Regions from separate parts of the Homo sapiens genome. Here region 2 is linked to region 1. The links are chromatin loops, found by intact Hi-C in ENCODE. Cell type or tissue: Calu3. All regions are shown on one strand. Each heading gives the region's core, and the rest is flanking DNA. Links, peaks and the distances in the headings are about the cores only. Region 1 has its middle 120 kb from the start of BMAL1. Region 2 has its middle 7.1 kb from the start of RASSF10.

Region 1 (5,386 bases), core at 248-5,247:
ATAAGAATGGGCAAACATTTCATGACAATGACAACAAAAGCAAAAATTGACAAATGCATTCCAGTTAAACTAAAGAGCTTCTGCACAGCAAAAATAAACTATCAACAGAGTGAACAGACAACCTACAGAATGGGAGAAATTTTTGGCAAACTATGCATCTGACAAAGGCCTGATATCCAGCATCTATAAGGAACTTAAACAAATTTCCAAAAATACCCAAACCACCCCATTAGAAAGTGGCCAAAAGGACATGAACACTTTTAAAAAGAAGACATACATGTGGCCAACCATCATATGAAAAAAAGCTCAACATCACTCATCGTTAGAGAAATGCAAATTAAAACAAGGAAGGCCCAGTGTTGTGGCTCATGCCTATAGTCCCAGCACTTTGGGAGGCTGAGTTGAGCAGATTGCTTGAGCTCAGGAGTTCGAGACCAGCTTGTGCAACATCGCTACAAAAAACCCAACTCTACAAAAATACAAAAATTAGCCAGGTATAGTGGTGCTTTCCTGTACTTCTGGCTACTCAGGAGGCTGAGGTGGGAGGCTCACTTAAGCCTGGGAGGTGGAGGTTGCAGTGAACTGAGACTGCCCTCCAGCCTGGTAACAGAGTGAGACCCTCTGTCTCAGAAAAAAAAAAAGAAAAGAAAATCACAGTGAGATACCATCTCACATCAGTCAGAATTACTATTATTAAAAAATCTAAAAATAACAGATGTTGGTGAGGTTGTGAAGAAAAAGGAACACTTATACACTGTTGATGGAGTGTAAATTAGTTCAACCAATGTGGACAACAGTGTGGCAATTCCTTAGAGACCTAAAAACAGAAATACCATTCAACCCAGCAATCCCATTACTGGGTATATATCCAAAGGAATATAAATAATTCTACCATAAAGATACATGCACACATATATTCATTGTAGCACTATTTACAATAGCAAAGACATGGAATCAACCTAAATGCCCATCAATGGTAGACTGGATAAAGAAAATGTGATACATATAAATCATGGAATACTATGCAGCCATGAAAAAGAACGAGATCATATCCTTTGCAGGAACATGGATGGAACTGGAGGCCCTTATTTACAGCAAAGTAATGCAGGAACAGAAAACCAAATACTGCATTTTCTCACTTATAAGTGGAAGCTAAATGATGAGAACACATGGACACATAGAGGTGAACAACACACAGTGGACCCTATTGGAGGTTGGAGATTGGAAGGAGGGAGAGGATCAGGAAAAATAACTAATAGGTACTAGGCTTAATACCTGGGTGATGAAATAATCTGTACTACAAATCTCCATGACACAAGTTTACATATATAACAAATCTGCACGTGTACCCCTGAACTTAAAATGAAAGTTAAAAGAAAGAAAGATTAAGTAACTTTCCCAAGTTCATATATAGTTACTGACAGGGACATGATTAGAACCCGGATCTCCTGACTCCGAAGTCAAAGTGTTTTGTACCACCCAATAGCCCCAAATCTATTATTCCATTATTATATGTAGGTTATTTTCCTTGAAAATGCATTAGCTGTGTTATTATGGCCCTATCACACAAAACTAGAGAATCACCATGTAAATTGTACCCATTGAATTGCAGCACATAGGCTAAAAATTGACCTTAGTTTCATTTAAAGACTTAGAGATTCAACATTCATGCTGCTTTCTAAGTCTTGTAGGACATATCTAAGAAACATCAGTTCCAGCCGGGATCCCCACAGGACTCTGACAATTATGCCAATTACTCAAAGGATGTAACCTCACCCTGTTCAAGTGCAAGTCTCCTAAAAGCCCCGTGACTTAGGCTCATCATTTGTAAAATAGGAAGGAAAATAACCTCTTCCTTGCTCCCCTCATAAGGTTATTGTAAGAATTCAATGAAGCAATATATGTAAATTTCTTTGCAAACCTCTAAGTGCCTTGCTCATAGAAGATGCTATTGTTATTGCTGCATTTTTTTAATCCAGTGTCTGCTTATTTCTATTCTTGTGTTTTTATCTCCTATTTTTACAAACAGGATGTTGGACTTTATCGAAAGCCATTCAGGCATTCATTGAGATGATTATCTAACTCTTCTTATATAACAGGCATTTTTCAGGTAGAATCAGCTCTAGGGTAAGAATTTTAAAAAATTAAAAAGAGGGAAAAAGCAATCTTTTACACCATGCAAAGCTCTCACCTAAGTGTTTAGCTTACACACGTTGCATAACAAGTCTGTAAGGGTAAAATCTATATCTCCGTGTTAGATGTAGGAGATAAGAAAAACAAACCTGAGGTCATTCCTTTACAATAGGATTTGACTTTAAGCTTCCTCAGTATAGTAAAATTACTCAGCACAGTACATGGCTCAGAAAATGTTCAATGAATGAAGACTTTCAAATACTGCCCTGATGCATCTATTGGTGATTATCAGGACCACCCCACCACCATATTGGATGGGCCTTTGGAATCAGATATTTGGAAAGCAGCCATAGGAGGGAGGCTTACAAATCCTTACTTCTCAGCATGGAGCATGGTGGAAAGATGTTCTCTCATAGAGATTCAGATTTATATTAAGTCTGTTGTTGCTGACTTTTTCCTGTATTATGGATGATATTGGGAGCAGAATTTCCTGATGATGACCATTTGACATTTTATTAGAACATCCAGAAAATGCAATGGTCACTAGGAGGCAGCATGGATTAACTAAGAACCAAATTGCTTGGGGGCAGGATTATAAGATGTGTAGATTAAGAAAATATCAAAACAGCATTATAAATAATGTATTTTTAAAAATTAATGATGTTTTAAAGAACATATTTTAATTGTAATTAATGTATTTATTTTTGATGCCTCAACAGCTTTATTAAGTGCTTTTTTTTCTTTTTTTTTTTTGAGAAGAGTCTCGCTCTGTCACTCAGGCTGAAGTGCAGTGGCACGATTTCAGCTAACTACAACCTCCGCCTCCTGGGTTCAAGCGATTCTCGTGCCTCAGCCTCACAGGTAGCTGGGATTACAGGCATGTACCACCATGCCCAGCTAATTTTTTTTCCTTTTTTTTTTTTTTTTTTTTAAGTAGAGATGGGGTTTCACCATGTTGGCGAGGCTGGTCTCAAACTCTTGACCTCAAGTGAGTCACCTGCTTTGGCCTTCCAAAGTGCTAGGATTAGAGGCATGAGCCACTGCACCCGGCCTATTAAGTCCTTCGTTCTGTGGATGACAGGACCTCATCGCTGAAGAGCTGGAAAAGAAGCCAGGAAGTTGTGCTCTCAGTACAACTAAAGGGGTACAGAGGTGCTCTGAATTTCTTAGGACCCTCATTCCATCCATCCTAAGCATGGGCATGATATATTGCCAATTTTTGTTCATGGTATCTAGCTGCTTTATCTCATCTGGGCTAAAGGTGAAGTCATAAAATATTTTGAGCCAGATGGAGAAAACGGGTCTCGACATAGTTAGGAAATTTTGAACAACTGGTTGAAAATTATACCCTCCCAAATATTGATCAAGTGGCATGATCCTTGACCCTGTCCTATGTGGTGGTTTTATTCATGCTTTTGTCAAAAGTTGATGATGTACTTATCAAATTTAGAGATGTTGTAAAGCTAGAAGGAATAGAGACCATGGTCTGTGATAGAATAAACCAGCACTTTGTGTATTTCTCAGCACATAATAGTGCTCAATAAATGGCTGATGAGTTTTGATAATTGACTAATTGCTTAGAACCAATGAGTGGAAGTTACAGAGACATGTATTTGAGCCCCAATAAGGGCTAATATTAGCCTTGCTAAACACTGAAAAGTGATGAATCATAAAACAATAAGTTCTCCTTTTTGCAAAGGTGTGAAAGCAGGGTATATTTAACATATGACCCTCCAGCAGGAGATCTTGGAGTAGAGGGCAGTGCCAAGGCTCTGCCCAGATCTCCCTGCATCCTCTTTACCATCTCAAATGTTGTTTCCAACTTCTGTGTTCTTGTGCCAATGATGCAGTTGTGGGGACCCCAGTTCCCTTACCTTGAGTTTGGATAAACTCTAAGATGTAATTTATCTCCCCTGAGGCTCCCCTGTGGCATCAAACTGACTCTGTGACTTGGTCTCAAGTCTCTCCCTGATCGAGCCTCTTTTCTTTCCTTTTTCTGCTTCTCTGGTTCTCTTACCGGTTTCTCCTGGGAGTGCTTCTTTAATATAACCCTTGCACACAAAAGCTTGACTCAGGGTCTGTTTCTAAAGCAGCTGACCTGCTGGGCATGGTGGCTCACACCTATCCCAGCACTTTGGGAGGCTGAGGTGGGAGAATCACTTGAGCCCAGGTGTTCAAGACCAGCCTGGGCAGTATAGGAAGACCCCATCTCTATAAGAAAATGTAAAAATTAGCCCAGTATGGTGGCATGTGCCTATAGTCTCAGCTACTCAGGAGGCTGAGCTGGGAGGATCACTTGATCCTGGGAGGTTGAGGCGGCAGTGAGCTGTGATCACGCCATTGCACTCCGGCCTTTGGCACAGAGTGAGATCCTGTCTCATTAAATAAAGGGAGAGAGAAAAAAAGAAGCTGATCCAAGGCAATTGATAAGGAAGGATCTGATTCGATCAATATTGATAGATGATCTTTTCAGTCCAAATAGTATAAAAATACACTGATTTAGCAATCCCACAAAAACTGTCTTTCAAAAACCTAGATGATGCACTATCCTATCTGTCTAAACTCAGAGTTCACTATTAAAACTTGGAGGAATTGAGTCACTAGGCATTGCTGGGGCTTCGGAGGCTGGTCAGTCTGTGGACAAGAAAAAGAAGCTGGAACAAAATAGACTAAGAAAATGGTAATGTAGGAACTGACTTCCAATGGAGAAAATCAACAGTCTACATAACAGGATCCCAAACAGGAGATAAACACAGGCTCCTACATTTATCTCAAAGAGAAATAGTCAAAGTCCATTGGAAATCGCAACAAGGTCCACTGAGTTTAGATCAGGATCCATCTAGTGGCTGGCTGACATGATCCAAGGCAAAAACCTATCCATGCTGGCTAGATATAAACGTGTGGCATAGGGAATTTTGTGACTCGAGGGACATGGGGTCCGTAGTTCTCAACAGAGGTACTCCATACTGGACTTGTTAGTAAAACAAGCTTCAAATTTTTCATGTTAATGGAGCATAGATTTCTAATAGACTCTATTCTCTGGTTAGGTTTGGGTACAGGAGAAGAGAACAGACAGAAATGCTTGTTAGGACTCCTATGTGCCAGGCACACTACCCGGTACTTTTCATACATTATCTTTAGTCTTCACAACAACTCTGTGAAGTATTATTAAACTCAGTTTTAAAACTTGGAGAATGAGGCTGAGAGGTTAAATTAAGTGCCTTAGGTCACTGGTTAGGGTGGAATTCACACA
Region 2 (5,386 bases), core at 289-5,288, 140 kb after region 1:
TTTCTGTTTGAGATGAAAAATTTCTGGAAATGGATAGTGGTGATGATTGCAAAGCACTGTGAATGTACTTAATGCCAATGAACTGTACACTTAAAAAAAATTTTAAGACAAGATCTCACTCTGTTGCCCAGGCTGGAGCACAGTGGCATGATCTCAGGTTACTGCAACCTCTGCCTCCTGGGCTCAAGCGATCCTCCCACCTAAGCCTCCCAAGTAACTGGGACTACAGGCATGCACAACCACACCCAGCTAATTTTTTGTATTTTTAGTAGAGATAGGGTTTCGCCATGTTGCCCAGGCTGGTCTTGAGTTCCCAGGCTCAAACAACCTGCCCTCCTTGGCCTCCCAAAGTGCTGGGACTACAGGTGTGAGCCACCATGCCCATCCCTAAAAATTGTTTAAATGATTAATTTTATGTTATATATATTACACCACAATTTTAAAAATAATAGAAAACAAAACAAAAACCAAGCAAAAGAATAATAATAAAACAAAAACATATTTTCTACACGTTGACTCTGAAAAGTCCTAAAAGCAATCACTAACCTAGACCCCTAGCATCCAGATTGTGGCTTCTAAATATCATTTCCCACTAAAAGGAATCAGGACTCCTTATAGTGATGGTTGATTGCAGGACTGGCACAGAAAATGAATAGTAGGAGCCTGAAATAGTTTGACCTACTAGAGAGCAAAGAACGCTATCAAAGACTATGAAAATTGTGTGAAAAGAATTCAGAAGCTGACCTGAAAAGGCTCCCAGTAGCTAAAGAGGGGACAATTTGAGCATCAGCATTTTTTTCTTCAACTTTTATTTTAAGCTCCAGGGAACCTGTAGAGGATGTACAAGTTTGTTACATAGGTAAACGGAGCATCAGTAATATTAATAACCACAATGGTTTGAAAAAAATGAAATACTTTAAATTTAAAATTTTATAATTATCCTAAAAAAATGAACAAACAAGAAGAACTATTAGTCACCTTTGGAGAATGCTAGTGGACAACCCCATTATTTTGAACACTGGTAAATAAAAATAAAATGTAAGAAAGTTAGGCTGGGGCCGGGCACGGTGGCTCACGCCTGTAATCTCAGCACTTGGGGAGGCCGAGGCAGGCGGATCACAAGGTCAGGAGATCGAGACTGTCCTGGTTAACACAATGAAACCCTGTCTCTCCTAAAAATACAAAAAAATTAGCCAGGCATGGTGGCGGGCGCCTGTAGTCCCAGCTACTTGGGAGGCTGAGGCAGGAGAATGCCATGAACCTGGGAGGTGGAGCTTGCAGTGAGCCGAGATCATGCCACTGCACTCCAGCCTGGGCAACAGAGCAAGACTGTCAAAAAAAGAAAAAAAGAAAAAGAAAGTTAGGCTGGGCACAGTGGCTCTTGCTTGTAATCCCAGCACTGTAAGAGTCCAAAACGGGCAGATCCCTTGAGGCCAGGAGTTCGAGACCAGCCTGGCCAACATGGCAAAACCCTGTCTTTACCAAAAATACAAAAATTTAGTCTACATTTCAGGATAATCAGGATTTAAACTATTCTTTAGGGTAAAACTTGATAAGATAAAGATTATTTCCACAGAAGTATTTCACTTTATCTGTGAAGAAGAAATAAGGGGGAAGGAAGAAAGGAGGGATAGAGGAAGAAAGAACTAAAGAGAGAGAGAGAGAGAGAGAGAAAGTATGAGGCTAGTAGAAGAAAATATATAGAACCATATTTTTGTGACTTCATTACTTAAACAAGAACCCCAAACCACAAGCCACAGGGGAGGTGGATGCTAAATTTGACTACATTAAAAGTAAAGACATTTTCAACAACAGATACCAGGGACACAGTTAGAGATGGAGGACAGATAGAAGATATTCACACTAGCTCTAAGGTTAAAAGAAAGTAATGTTCAGAATATGTAAGGAACTTCTGAAAATCTGCCAGAAAAGTGAAACCAAAGGAAAAATGGTCAATAACAACATAGGCAATTAACAAAAGGGGGACCTAAAGAATAATAAGCAGATGAAGCTTAACTTTACTAGATTTTAAAGAAATGCAAATTAAAACAGATTTGCAAATAGTAGAAGGTTGATCAATATCAAGTGCTTGTGGGGAATATGGAAATCTTCACTCCTAGTAAGAGCCTAACCGGGTATAGCAATTTGGCAGAGCAATCCTGCAGTTCAGCACTCACATATGTCCACCGATTTCTATCTGTGTTAATCGACACCTTGTTTGAGATAGCAAGGAATTGGTGACGACCTAGATATCACTCACTAAGGAAATACAGAAAGAGACAGAATACCATGCAGGTAAAAAAATAATGGTCTAAATTTGCATATACCAATGCAGAATGCTTGCACAAACATAATGTCATGTGAAAAAGAAAGAAACATAATAAATTTTATAGCTCAATAAAGTCATATATATTAAACACAAGCATACAGACAGTTTCAGTCTACTGTCAAGGATACATATACATACACAACCATATGAACTGTGCTGGCACATTGCTCAGCCTCAGGGTTACCATTCACACAGTTTTCCATGCAAATGGTGCCCTCTGGGGAAAGATGCCAGAATACAACATGAATGGTGCCCCTTGAGGGTATGCAACATGGCAGCCTTGAATATATAAGATGGTTTGGAAGGTTGTAAATTAATACATTGGAATAGGGGCCTATCATAAGAGCAAGGAGGGAAATGGGAGTGGGAATGGGGAGGGAGGAGAACATGAAGTAAAATGAAGATAGAAAAGGGCACATGCATAAAAGGAGGATGATAGTGTGACCTGAATGAAGAAATAGGATCAACTCAATTCCGTGGTCTTAAGTTGGGGAGGGTGGACCTAAAGGAGGGATCTTGAGCTGGAAAACCAACAACCTTCACAAACCTGCTAAGAAATGTGGATTTTATCTTGAAAGCTATGGGAAATCCTAGAAGTGTCTGAAACAGGAGATTTGCATGGGAATGGATGAGAAGGGGAGAGGCTGGGGGAAGCAGGCCTTCAAAGCAATCCATGCAAGGTCTCCATGAGCACGATGGGGTCATTGTGGCCAAAGATGCATTCAGCCAGGTGTGCATACCTAATGCCACACACAAAGATCCTTGGAAAGCCTGGCACTCCCTCCTTCGACTCCTCCCACATCCTCATGTACCCAGAGGCTCAAACAGAAATAAAGCCTGTTAAAAGTGCTGGGGACAGCTCCCACCAGCACGGTCATGGTTGGTACCACCTTCCAGATGTGAGTCTGACTAGCACACAGCTGTCTTCCCTGATGGCTGAGGAGTCCACGTTGTTGACTGACTATGCACCTGCGCTTTGTAGAGCAACAACAGTCCATGGGGCATTCAGTCAAAACCTCCAAGCTAACACAGGGAGTATTCGTTTTTTAAGAATTTTTTTTCATTCTCCCAGACAGCCACCCAAATATTTACATAAGAATTTCCCCTCCTCTGTATTTTACTAAATCTTCACCTAGTAGATTTAGCAAAAGTGTGATCTTCCGAAAAGTACTCCACTTTCCTGGTAGAAATACCTGGACAAGACTTTGATCATCTCTGAAGCCTTTCCAATGGCAACGCTCTGGAGTCCCGGGGACTTTTTCTTCTGGATGTGCTGAACACTTACTGTGCGTAATGCATCAGGTGTGTGTAGCAACAAGGCACAGGTTTTGTGGTCAGGCTTGGGTTGGAATCCCGCATCTCTTACTTATGAACTGAATGGCTTTAGTTCCTTTATCTGTAAACATTGGAGATTAAAACGTTCTATCTCACAAGATTAATGCAGAGAAAATACATGTGAAAAAACACGAGGATCTGGCATTTCAAAAAAACTCAACAAAACTTGATTTCTCCTCATCTTCCTTCTTTTCTGCTTGGGAAAACAAATTTCGCAAGCATTTTCACAATGGAAATTTCACAGATTGTCATAATCAAATCTTCTCTTTTCAAGATATTAAGAACAACCTCAAGTGCATATCATATTTAGAAAGAAATTCCTAGAAAAATCTAAACTGTTCATTACAGACTACTTATAAACAACTTGGTTTATGTGTTTCATTTGATTTAATTTTTGCTAGAGGTGGGTATGGAGAAGCACAAAATCAAATATGTTTCATGGCATTGCTTTCTAAGAATAGCCTTTTCCACTAGACTCAAGATGAAAAAGATAACGAATATTTTCTTTTTATAACTCTGATTCAATTTGTTATCTCCTTAGCCCTGCTTCTGTAGAGTTTCTGTCCCTTCTGTTCTCAGATCATTGACCAATTCTGATATGAGATAAAATTCTATTAATATTACCTTAAGCAAATACTCAGGGAAGGAAAAAAAATGGAAAGGAGAGAAAACACCACACCCTCTTAACTAACACTTCTGATCCACGGGCCCACCCTTGCTGTTGTAAGAATATTTTAAGTCAGTGATTGTCAGCTTTGGCTTCCTGAGGCCACGAAGAATTAATTAGTAAATTTTGATTAAAATATTTTCCTAACAAAATATAATATCTAATGAAAGCTAAGCTGTAGTGAAACAGGCATGCTCATGCATAGCTGATTGTAATTAGAACAAATCTTTTGAAAAGCAATTTGGCAGTGAGTATCAAGCCTCTAAATGTTTGTACTCTGACCTGAGAATTCTCTTTCTGGAAACCTATCTTATTGTGGGGAGGGTGGGAGTCTAATTAGGTAAACAGATACATGCACAGAGAAACTTATTACGGTGTTATTTTATAACAGTAAAAAAAAGTATGGGAAACAAACTGATAACATGCGCAGTTCTGTAAACTATGGTATATCCACCAGATGGGTAGATCTGTTTACAGGGAGTCTGTCAAACCTGAGTATAAACATGTATATACAATCTTATCAAAATTATATATTTTTAAATACAGAAGCAAATATGAAATCTGCACAATTCAAAAGGTTTGGAAGTAAATATACCAATCTTGGTAGTGACAGGTTTTTGGTACAGAGATTTAGAGTGACTTTTCTTGCCTTTTTATGTTATTTTCAGGTTCATCGTAAGGACTATCGTGTACACAACTTTTCTAATCAGCAAAAAATAAACACACTTTATAAGGAAATAAACAAACATAAAGATGCCATATGGAATCTTTTGGTTTGGGAGATGGCTGAGACTAGGATAACTCAGATCAAAAATACAATAAATTATCTCAGTTACCAAAAAAAAAAAAAAAGGGTGGGGCTGACTGGTAAGGGACCTACATTTCATACCCTTCTTAAGTTTGCTGGTTTCTGCCCAGGATTTCCATTAGAGCTGGAGAATAGGAGCTGAGTTAATTTTCCCAGGGGCGCTGAAATCCTGACATTGGTACATTCCCTGTCATGCATTTATTCTCATTCTTAATGCCATGGTGACCATAAATGTGAATTAAAACTT

Evidence for each region. Peaks named below come from ENCODE experiments on the same cell type or tissue, not always from the same donor. Only the 100,000 strongest peaks of a DNase experiment are listed, where the experiment ranks them.
Region 2: it touches region 1 in a loop (11-fold over the local background); 11 of 110 quality-filtered maps call a loop at or near these places.

What each region holds. Positions count from the first base shown.
Region 1 is chr11:13,150,231-13,155,616 of GRCh38, reverse strand. No RefSeq gene overlaps it. Among named protein-coding and RNA genes, the nearest start is that of BMAL1, 120 kb to the left of the region's middle. In Calu3, for the core only: no CTCF peak of the experiment used is centred there; a DNase peak (open chromatin) is centred at 2,678.
Region 2 is chr11:13,013,740-13,019,125 of GRCh38, reverse strand. No RefSeq gene overlaps it. Among named protein-coding and RNA genes, the nearest start is that of RASSF10, 7.1 kb to the right of the region's middle. In Calu3, for the core only: no CTCF peak of the experiment used is centred there; a DNase peak (open chromatin) is centred at 2,545.